Regions from separate parts of the Homo sapiens genome. Here region 1 is linked to region 2. Evidence: chromatin contacts called from ENCODE Hi-C data. All regions are on one chromosome and are shown on one strand. The core of a region is the stretch at or near the end of the contact, and the rest is flanking DNA. Distances in the headings are between cores, read along the strand shown.

The links. Hi-C counts contacts between places; a loop is a spot of excess contacts on that map. Pooled maps may share reads with other maps.
Region 1: a map of K562 shows a loop between it and region 2 (6-fold over the local background). The contact joins two enhancer-like sites. A Hi-C loop is called at or near these places in 1 of 168 maps with a recorded cell type or tissue (K562), 4 of 37 single-sample maps with no recorded cell type and 8 of 50 pooled maps.

Annotation. Positions count from the first base shown.
Region 1 is chr16:50,208,734-50,213,586 of GRCh38, reverse strand. TENT4B (terminal nucleotidyltransferase 4B) reads right to left here. Exons shown (of 12, transcript NM_001365324.3): 2 at 2,141-2,264. Among named protein-coding and RNA genes, the nearest start is that of ADCY7, 55 kb to the left of the region's middle. RefSeq lists a silencer at 2,715-3,009 and an enhancer at 3,526-3,585. Within about 2 kb of position 2,831, at least 16 of the 41 ENCODE cell types and tissues checked have a DNase peak (open chromatin) inside an H3K27ac peak, as active enhancers do.
Region 2 is chr16:49,954,905-49,959,556 of GRCh38, reverse strand. It overlaps the pseudogene NCOA5LP. Among named protein-coding and RNA genes, the nearest start is that of CNEP1R1, 68 kb to the left of the region's middle. RefSeq lists a silencer at 3,416-3,475. Within about 2 kb of position 1,471, at least 4 of the 41 ENCODE cell types and tissues checked have a DNase peak (open chromatin) inside an H3K27ac peak, as active enhancers do.

The DNA.
Region 1 (4,853 bases), core at 1,582-4,081, 250 kb before region 2:
AATCCTTCATTTTTGTTCTCTAAGCAGGAGTCTTCGAATAGATTACTAAATTGGGATCAGACTACTTTAACTGTAGGGCAAGTGAGGGCCTTTAGGTCAATTCCACAAAGAACATCAGGTAACATCATGCTGTGGCATAAAACTGGGATGCATTCCATCTCAACCCATGGAGAACGGTGGAACTCAGGCAGAAATATGTATGCAGGTAATTGTAATAAAAAAAGGATAGGCCGGGCACAGTGGCTCACGCCTGTAATCCCAGCACTTTGGGAGGCCAAGGCAGGTGGGTCACCTGATGTCAGGAGTTCAAGACCAGCCTGGCCAACATGATGAAATCCCACCTCTACTAAAATTACAAAAATCAGCCAGGTGTGGTGACGGGCGCCTGAACCCCAGCTACTTGGGAGGCTGAGACAGGAAAATTTCTTGAACCTGGGAGGCAAAGGCTGCAGTGAGCTGAGATCATGTCACTGCACTCCAGCCTGGGCGACAGAGCGAGACTCCATCTCGGGGGAAAAAAATGATAAACAGTGAAACCAGTTCAACCTCTGAGGCGAGATGGACCTGGGAACCTAACCACAAGCTCATGTTCCTCATCTGTAGGTAGACAGATGATGGCTGCCTGGCTGGCTGGAGAGAAAGAGATAGATAGATAATCAACCTCCACCTAAGAAAGATAAGGGTTAAGTTAGATCACGGCTTCTCAACATTGGCATTTGGGGGTGGATAATTCTTTGTTGTAAGGGCCTATACTGTTCATCATAGAATGGCTGATGGCATCCATGGCCTCTACCCACTAGGTACTAGCAGTGCGTACCCAGTCAGGACAATCAAATATGTCTCGGACATTGCCAAATGCCCCCTGGAGAACAAAATAGCCACTAGCTGAGAACCACTGATTTGGATCACATAGGAGAAAGAATGCGATGTATGGTCATTGCTCATAAAACATTAGTACCCTTGCCTTTTCCCTTTACCTACAGTGTCATATACATACTGTCATATACTTGCAAGTTTTACATACAATGAAACTTCTTTGTTTTGCCAATTGGAAAAAAACCTTCCCTAGCTTCCCACCACCACCCAGGACAGTGCCTGAAGAAAAGCTACAAACACAAAGTAATGGATTTTATTAGTATTATTTTGTGTACTTCTTTGCATACACAAAATTGTAGAACAGGCCCTCAAAGTGCCCTAAAAAGTGACGTATTAACTTAGTACCAGTAACAGGCCAAGTGTGGTGGCTCACACCTGTAATCCTAGCACTTTGGGAGGCCAAGGCGGGCACATTGCTTGAACCCAGGAGTTCAAGACCAACCTGGGCAACATAGTGAGACTCAGTCTCTACAAAAAAATACAAAAATTAGCTAAGTGTGGTGGCGTGCACCTGCAGTCCCAGCTACTCGGGATGCTGAGGTGGATCACCTGAGCCCAGGAAATCGAGGCTGCAGTAAGTCGTGATCGCACTATTGCACTCCAGCCTCAGCAACAGAGTGAGACCCCATCTCAAAAACAAAAAACAAAAGACTTAGTACCAGTAACAAAAACGACAAATAAGCCAAGAAGAAATCCTGAGTAATCATTTTGTTCACTGACTGGGAGCTGTCTAAAAGGCAATTAGCTGGTCTGAGAGAGATGAAAAATGGCAATTTCAGGAAAGAAATAAGAAAAGACTTATGCGTGCATTAGCCAAAGGAAATGAACTTCAAGTGACAAAAGTTCTTACTTGACATTTTCATTTAGCTGTAAACAATTATATAATGTTTACCCTGGCAGGCTGGAACTAAGTAGTAATGAGGTTTTGATATATCATATCCAATAACAGACCACTACAACAATGAGGTTTGATTTGTCTTTCTTCTCTTTACACTAATAATTTCTAAGGATAGCTTGCCTTTAGTAGTTGCTATTAGCACTACAAAAAAAAAATAGTTGTTAGTCATCCAATCCAATGAAAATAGTTAGGAAGCCTCAATTCTAAAGACTGCAGAAAATTGTTTGCCTTTAAAATTTAATTAGACCACAACTCTACAGAGCACTTCTACTTGCATGTGAGGACTAGCATGAGATACCAGCAGATAGGCTTCTAGCCCGTGGACAAGGACTGTCCGAAGCATAAGCTACCCAGGAAGGGACTCACGTCAGCGCTGGGCCAGAGCTCCTTAATTACACTCTCGATCCTGTTCACCACCTCCATCCGCATCTTCTCCTCCTCAGGTCTTGGAGACATGTATTCATAAAAATCACTGATTTCTTCATGCAGACTGAAGAAAAAAACAGAAAAGTTAATATGAACAGGGCCAATCTAATGAGAAATCACTATCTTAAATAATCTTATCTAATTAAGTCTTATAATTCAGCTGATGACTACCTTAATTTTAATGTTATAACTCAAGATAAGCTAAAATGGGAATGTACAGAATTTAATCAAAAAACCCAAAATAATTAAATAATGAGAAATTTCCTGTGCAAAACACTTGCTGGGGTGCTGGTGATTTAAATAAAATAAAACAAGCATACGGGCTGGCCTCTGCCTTTCCACTTCTGATCTAATAGACACAAGATACTGAACCCAGGTGACACAGGCAAGTTTCCTGGCAGTAGGGACTGACCCTCTTATCTCTTGGGGATCCATTCCTCACAGTAGCAAACAGTACATCTTTCATAATGTTTGCTCAGTGAATTAAGTGTCAAATGAACAAATCAGGCAGTGAACAACAGCAAAGTCTTGAAAAGAATGGCTGGCAAAGGCTCCATGAAGGAGCTGAAGACTTCCAGAGCCTGCGAGGTACAGGGCAATCAGCCAGCTACAAGGGCTGTGGCAGGCAGAGTGGGAGAAGCATCTGTAGAGGAAAGCAGGCCCCAGCAGAGGGCAGGCTCTGAATGACTGGCTAAGAGGTTCAAGCTTTCCCCCTGTGGCAACAGATAGCTATTTAAATGTTTCTGAGAGGGACCAAAAGAGACTGACTTCAAAAATGCAGCATTTTAAGAAGATTAAACTGGCAACTATGGAAACAATGGACCAGCAAAGAGACTAGACTGGATGCAGGGAAAAGTCATGAATCACTGAGTTGCAAAAGGATTGGATGAAGGCCTAGAGGCTGGTGGAAGGAAAGGAATGGGCTCCAGAAACAAAAGACACACACATACCCACACCCTGCGGATAGGCGCAGCGCCTGACTATCATGGTGGTGGGGGGCTAAGGATGCCTTCAAGGGCTGAAGCCTGAGGGACTGGGGGAAAACTACTGGTCTGGAAGAAAGGACAAACTCACTGGGCTGAGCAATGACTTGAACATAGTCAGGACGGGGGACAGAGAGAAAAGCAGCATTCCTTTCTAAGTTGGTGAGGCTGTGAAGAGCTATGGCTGGGAAGGGAAAGTGAAGTGGTCAGCTCACCTTCCCTAGAGCACTGACCACCCACGAGGACTGAGCCACAGAGGTAAGCACAGGGACTCTACCAACTGGGATAGACCAGAAGGCTCGGAGCAACAGGTGCAAAGTGCCTTAGGGGAAGGAGGGGCAGGGGGTTTGGCCTGGGGCACAGCAGTGGTAAGGAAGGGCAGCCACAGCTTAACAGAGCCTTGAAGGAGGAGCATGTCTGCAACTGCATGGCAACTTCAGGGTCCAGAGCAGGAAGCTCGAAAAACTGGCAGGCCAAAAATTGTTTTAGGGAAGGAAAAAAAAGTGTCTACATCCCAATCCCCAAAGACTATAACTTTTGCTACAAGAAACCTTAGAAAGTGAAAATGTGACTGATTAAGCAATCCATAGTTCCTCCTTCTGATTTTTTATTTTTAGCCTAAGAGTCAAAAACCTTGAGTTCTAGACTCAGGTTCTGCCTGAGGGCAGCTGTGTTCCCTCTGACAGGTGACTGGCACTCTCAGGCTTCAGTGTGTCAGGTACAGCACACAGCTGGTAAGCAGGAGCCTTTTCAGGCCTTCAGTTTCAAAACCTGGGCCTTTCGTAGAGGATGATTTACAACAGCGTTCGGCCTGTTTGCTATGCAATATGTCATAAAACGTGGATCTTAAAACTCCAGAGAGGTCTGTAGGTGAATCCAGAAGATATCCCAGTGGGGACGTTTTCCTTGCTATGCCTCTGGGTACCTCAGGACCTTCAACTTCCGTTTCGAAGTTTTGTTTTGATTTGAGTTTCCCAGGTTTGATTATGTTCTCTAAGGTTATCTAAACCCTTCTGCTTCTTGAAGACAGCAGCTGAATGGGAATAGCTGTTAGGAAGCTTATGCTTTGCTGTGCTCTTCTGCACAGGTTGGCTGGCAAAGATGAGGGCCATGAATAAACGACAGAACAAATGGACTGCTTCTTATCTCATTGCGTAGTCTGCTGTGAGTGATCGGAGTTTATTTGTAGTTCTAAAGCAGATCCATAGAAAAACTGCATTTTAACCAATGGGGGGGAAAAATCTCCTAAATGTGACTGCATCTACTCTCAAGGCCCCCTTACGAATTTTCTAATTCAAATAAAGGCAAAAAATATTTAGCACAACTGCCAGTCAATCTGAAGTCATAAGAAACTTATTAAGAATTCATTCTCTGGCCAGGCGCAGTGGCTCACGCCTGTAATCCCAGCACTTTGGGAGGCTGAGGCAGGCAGATCGCCTGAGGCCAGGAGTTGGAGACCATCTGGCCAACACGCAAAACCCCATCTCTACTAAAAATATAAAAATTAGCTGGGTGTGGTGGCGCATGCCTGTAATTCCAGCTCCTCGGGAGGATGAGGCACAAAAATCACTTCAACTTGGGAGGTGGAGGCTGCAGTGAGCTGACACCGTGCCACTGCAATCCAGCCTGGGCAATGGAGTGAGACTTTGTCTCAAAAAAAAAAAAGACAA
Region 2 (4,652 bases), core at 222-2,721:
TTTGGTGCTGTCCCTTTTCCCTCCCATTTCAGATACCAGAAAGTCCTTTTTCTGCACATCCATTTGTGAAGGAAAACCAAAAAAATTTTCCTTTATGAGAGAATGTGCCTCTGTAATGTGTATATCCTACAGAGGCATTGGATTTGAGTGTGTTTCAGATAGGAATAGACTGTTTCAGTATTTCACCTTTATGGACAAAAATGCTTCTTCTAAAGCTAAATTTTCTTTTGAAACAGATTTTAAATATATAAATAGAATGACCTCTAAAGATAGATGGATGTGTAAGAAATAGTTCCAGTTCCCTATCAGTTTATTTTCCTGATTCTATATTTCAGTTTTTGTTTTTAGTTTTATTTTTTAATAGTTTGTTTTTGTTGTTGTTGTTGTTTTGAGATGGAGTCTTGCTCTGTCACCAAGGCTGGAGTGTAGTGGTGTGATCTTGGCTCACTGCAATCTCCGCCTCCCAGGTTCAAGCGATTCTTCTGCCTCAGCCTCCTGAGTAGCTGGGATTACAGGCACACACCACCACACATGGCTAATTTTTGTATTTTTAGTAGAGACAGGATTTTGCCATGTTGGCCAGGCTGGTCTCAAACTCCTGACCTTAAGTGATCCACCCCACCCACATTGGCCTCCCAAAGTGCTGGGATTACAAGCATGAGACACTGTACCTGGCCTAGATTTCAGTTTTTAATTGAGACATTTGTAAGGTTACTTTTAAGTACATGGTAAATGTGAAGAAGCAACTCCTAATCTTGAAGGTTTTATTTTATTTTTTGAGACAGGGTCTTGCTATGTTACCCAGGCTGGTCTTGAACTCCTGGGCTAAAGCGATCCTCCTGCTTCATTCAGCCTCTGGAATAGCTGGGACTACAGGCATGAGCCACCACTCCTGCTTAATCTTAAAGACTTTAAAGAGCATTCCAATTAGAAGCCAAACCCTTGAAGTAGTGACTTTTTCGTTTGCTTGTTTTGAGTTAAGTGGGTGAGAAGAGAATAATAATCACTTGTCCCTTTTAGGAAAAAGAAGCAGGCTGTGTTATAGGACCATGTTAAAGCCGTAAAGAAATTGTTTATCTTACAAAACACAGAATGTGATTGATTTTGGTGCAATTTTATTGTACCTACTTTCTCAGGGCAGGGGGAACCCATGAATTTAAAACACAGCAGTCTTGTTTCTTTTTGATTATAGAAATCTCAAAGTCAGTGAACGTGAAGATCTTTCTTGAGTAGGCTGTTGTTCTTTGTGTGGCTTGCTGGCTTGGACTGCAGACTTCTGCTAACCGTTTGTTTTCTTCCTTTTTCCAGGCTTGGAGATGCTGGATCCTTCAGCCAGCAGTGAGCATTCCTCATTTCAAGGCAGGAATCCCCCCCATTGTGGGCAAGCTGCCTCCACTTCTTCCAACTCCTGGCAGGAAATCCTTCCTGGGTCCCTCCTTCAGCTCCTGTCAAGTCCCGTTTGTGAGGTGATAGGCCTGGTGGACACCTCCTTCCACTGCCAGCTCAGTGCTTCCCCCTAGGGACACAACAGATGAGTAGCTCTTCTGCTTCTCGGAGAGCTCCCCGGAGACAGCGGGCAGTTTAGAGCCATGGCAGCGTGTGCTGTTTTATATATATATATATATATATATATATATATATATATATATATATATATATATATATATATTTTTATGGAGTCTCACTCTGTCACCCAGGCCGGAGTGTGGTGGCACAATCTTGGCTTTCTGCAGCTTCCACCTCCCAGGTTCAAGCAATTCTCCTGCCTCAGCCTCCGGAGTAGTTGGGACTACAGGGATGCACCACCACGCCTGGCTAATTTTTGTATTTTTAGTAGAGACAAGATTTTGGCATGTTGGCCAGGCTGGTCTCAAACTCCTGAGCTCAAGTGATCTGCCTGCCTTGGCCTCCCAGAGTGCTGGGATTACAGGTGTGAGCCACCGTGGCCGGCTGAGAGTGTGTTGTCAATCTGCCACGTTAAAAAACAAGTTGCCAGTGAAATCTTTATGGAAAGGTGGCTTTCACCTGGACCTTAAATAAAATTTAGATCTGGGGATGTCTTTGTAAATAAGAGTCAAATACAGCTTTGACCTTTTATGGGAACCGGGAATTTTTGAGCCAAAAATCTTTCTTATGAGCACAACATTTCAACCTTGACTGCTGTTGGGGATTCAAATAGAGGGAATATGCCAGCTTGCTTTGGAAGCTGTACATGTGCAGGCCTTTGATTGTCAAGGTCAGCCTGTATTGACGATCCTCAGCCCTGCGGGGGAGCATTTCTGTGCCCCACCCCCTTTTGACCTGTTGCCTTTGGAGATGGGTGAGAGTCCGGTTCTGCCTCCCCACCCCCATGCCCTCCTATTTGGGCTTCCTTGCTCTTGTGCCTTTCCTTTTTCCCTTCCTTCCACTGGTCCTCCCCTCACTCCCTGGGCCTCTGGACTCAGCCTCCCAACTCCCGATGGGCTCAAGCCTCCCTAAGACTGGGTGTGTCTCCTGCTTCAGGCCCCCTCTTGGCTCACCCACAGGCCCATTGTGAGTACCTGGACTTTTCCTGTGAGGAGTGAGCAGAGAATGGGGAGAAGGGCTCAGGAAGAAATCTTTCTGCTCTCATTTGCCTCCCATCCTTGCCATTAGTTTAGGAACAAAGCTCTTTCTGACCTTCACAAAAGGCCCGGTTCAGGGCCTTTATGGTAAGCACTTTGAGAAAATGTCTTGTGTAGCAGGGTAAGGGCTGTGCCGGACAGCCTGCCTGTCCAAGAGGGACAAGGCTGGGTGCTGGGTGGTGTGCCAGGCCAGTATTCTGGATGGCTGGAGGGAGGCCAGCTTTTGAGGAGCAGAGGATTTCAGCCATTAATGGCGCATCTGGGAACTTCACTGCTTTGAATGTTTAAGAATATGTGTTCCAGGCTGGGTGTGGTGGCTCACACCTGTAATCCCAGCACTTTAGGAGGCTGAGGTAGTGGATCATCTGAGGTCAAGAGTTTAAGACCAGCCTGGCCAACATAGTGAAACCCCGTCTCTACTAAAAAAATTAGCCGGGCATGGTGGTGGGCGCCTGTAATCCCAGCTACTTGAGAGGCTGAGGCAGGAGAATCACTTGAACCCAGGAGGCGGAGGTTGCAGTGAGCTGAGATTGTGCCACTGCACTCCAGCCTGGACAACAAGAGTGAAACTCTGTCACTCACACACACACACACACAAGCAAAAAAAAAAAAAAAAAAAAGAATATGAATTCCAGGTGTCAAAAAACAAACAAACAAACAAAAAAACAACACTTCAAAACAGCACATTTAGAACGAAACCCCCTTGTACAAAGGAGAATGGAGGACCAGGACATTACCACAGGCTCAGACTAGACCAAAGGTTTGCAAACTTTTTTGTTGTTTGTTGTTAAAGAGACAGAATCTTGCTCTGTTGCCTAGGCTAGAGTTCAGCCATGCAGTGATAGCTCACTGCAGTGTCAATGTGCTGGGCTCAAGCAATCCTCCCACCTCAGCTTCCTGAGTAGCTGGGACTATAGGCATGTGCCTCCATGCATGGCCACCATGCATGGCTAATTTTTAAATTTTGTTTTGCAGAGATAGGGGTATCACCCTGTTGCTCAGGCTGGTGTCAAACTCCTGGGCTTAAGTGATCCTCCCACCTTGGCCTTCCAAAGTACTGAGATTACAGGCATGAACCTCTGCGCCTGGCCACAAACTTCTTTTTATAAAGGGCCAGAGAGTAAATATTTTAGGCTCTGTGGGCCAAGAACCAAAATCAAGGATTTTATGTATATACTTACATAACTGTTTAGAATGTAACCACTTAAAAATAGGAAAACTGGCCGGGGGCAGTGGCTCACACCTGTAATCCCAGCACTTTGGGAGGCCAAGGCGGGCGAATCATTTGAGATCAGGAGTTTGAGACCAGCCTGGGCAACATGGTGAAACCCTGTCTCTGCTAAAAATACAAAAATTAGCCACGTGTGCTGGCAGGCGCCTGTAATCCCAGCTACTTAGGAGGCTGAGGCACGAGAATCGCTTGAACCCGGAGGGGCGGAATTTGCAGTGAGCCAAGATCGTGCCACTGCACTCCAGCCTGGCTGACAGAGCAAGATTCTTTGTCTCAAAAAAAAAAAAAGTTGGGGGAGGGGGAAACCATTCTTAGCTTGAAGGCCTCAACCAGGCAGCAGGGCTGATCTGGTCCCAGATTCTGGTTTGCTGACCCCTAATGGCTTTCTCTGGGTCTAAAGAAGACTTGGTGGAGCTTGCAGGGCTAAGTCAGAGCCTGGCGGGAGTGGCAGGTTACTTCCTACTTAGCCCCTCTCTAAAGATGAAGAAAGATCCCTTTGGGGAGAGCAGCCAGAACTGGATTTATCATGTTTACCCCTGTCTATATTTTTGTTTTTGTTCTCTGCAGGACTGGTCAACCCCGAAGGTCTGTTTTTCCCTCCCCTGCTTGTGGCAGGCCTCTCCAAGAGGCATAACCCTTTGGGGTGCCCTGAAGGATCCCCTAGGCTTCCCCAAGCCTGCCAAGCGCCCAGTACTTGAAGAGAAGCCAGGCCTTTTAGCACTGCCATCAGGTGAGTAGCCAGGTGAGCTGTGAGTGGCATTCTAGGCTAGTGCTGTCCGGTAGAACTTTCTATGATGGGGGAAACACTCTAGGGTTGT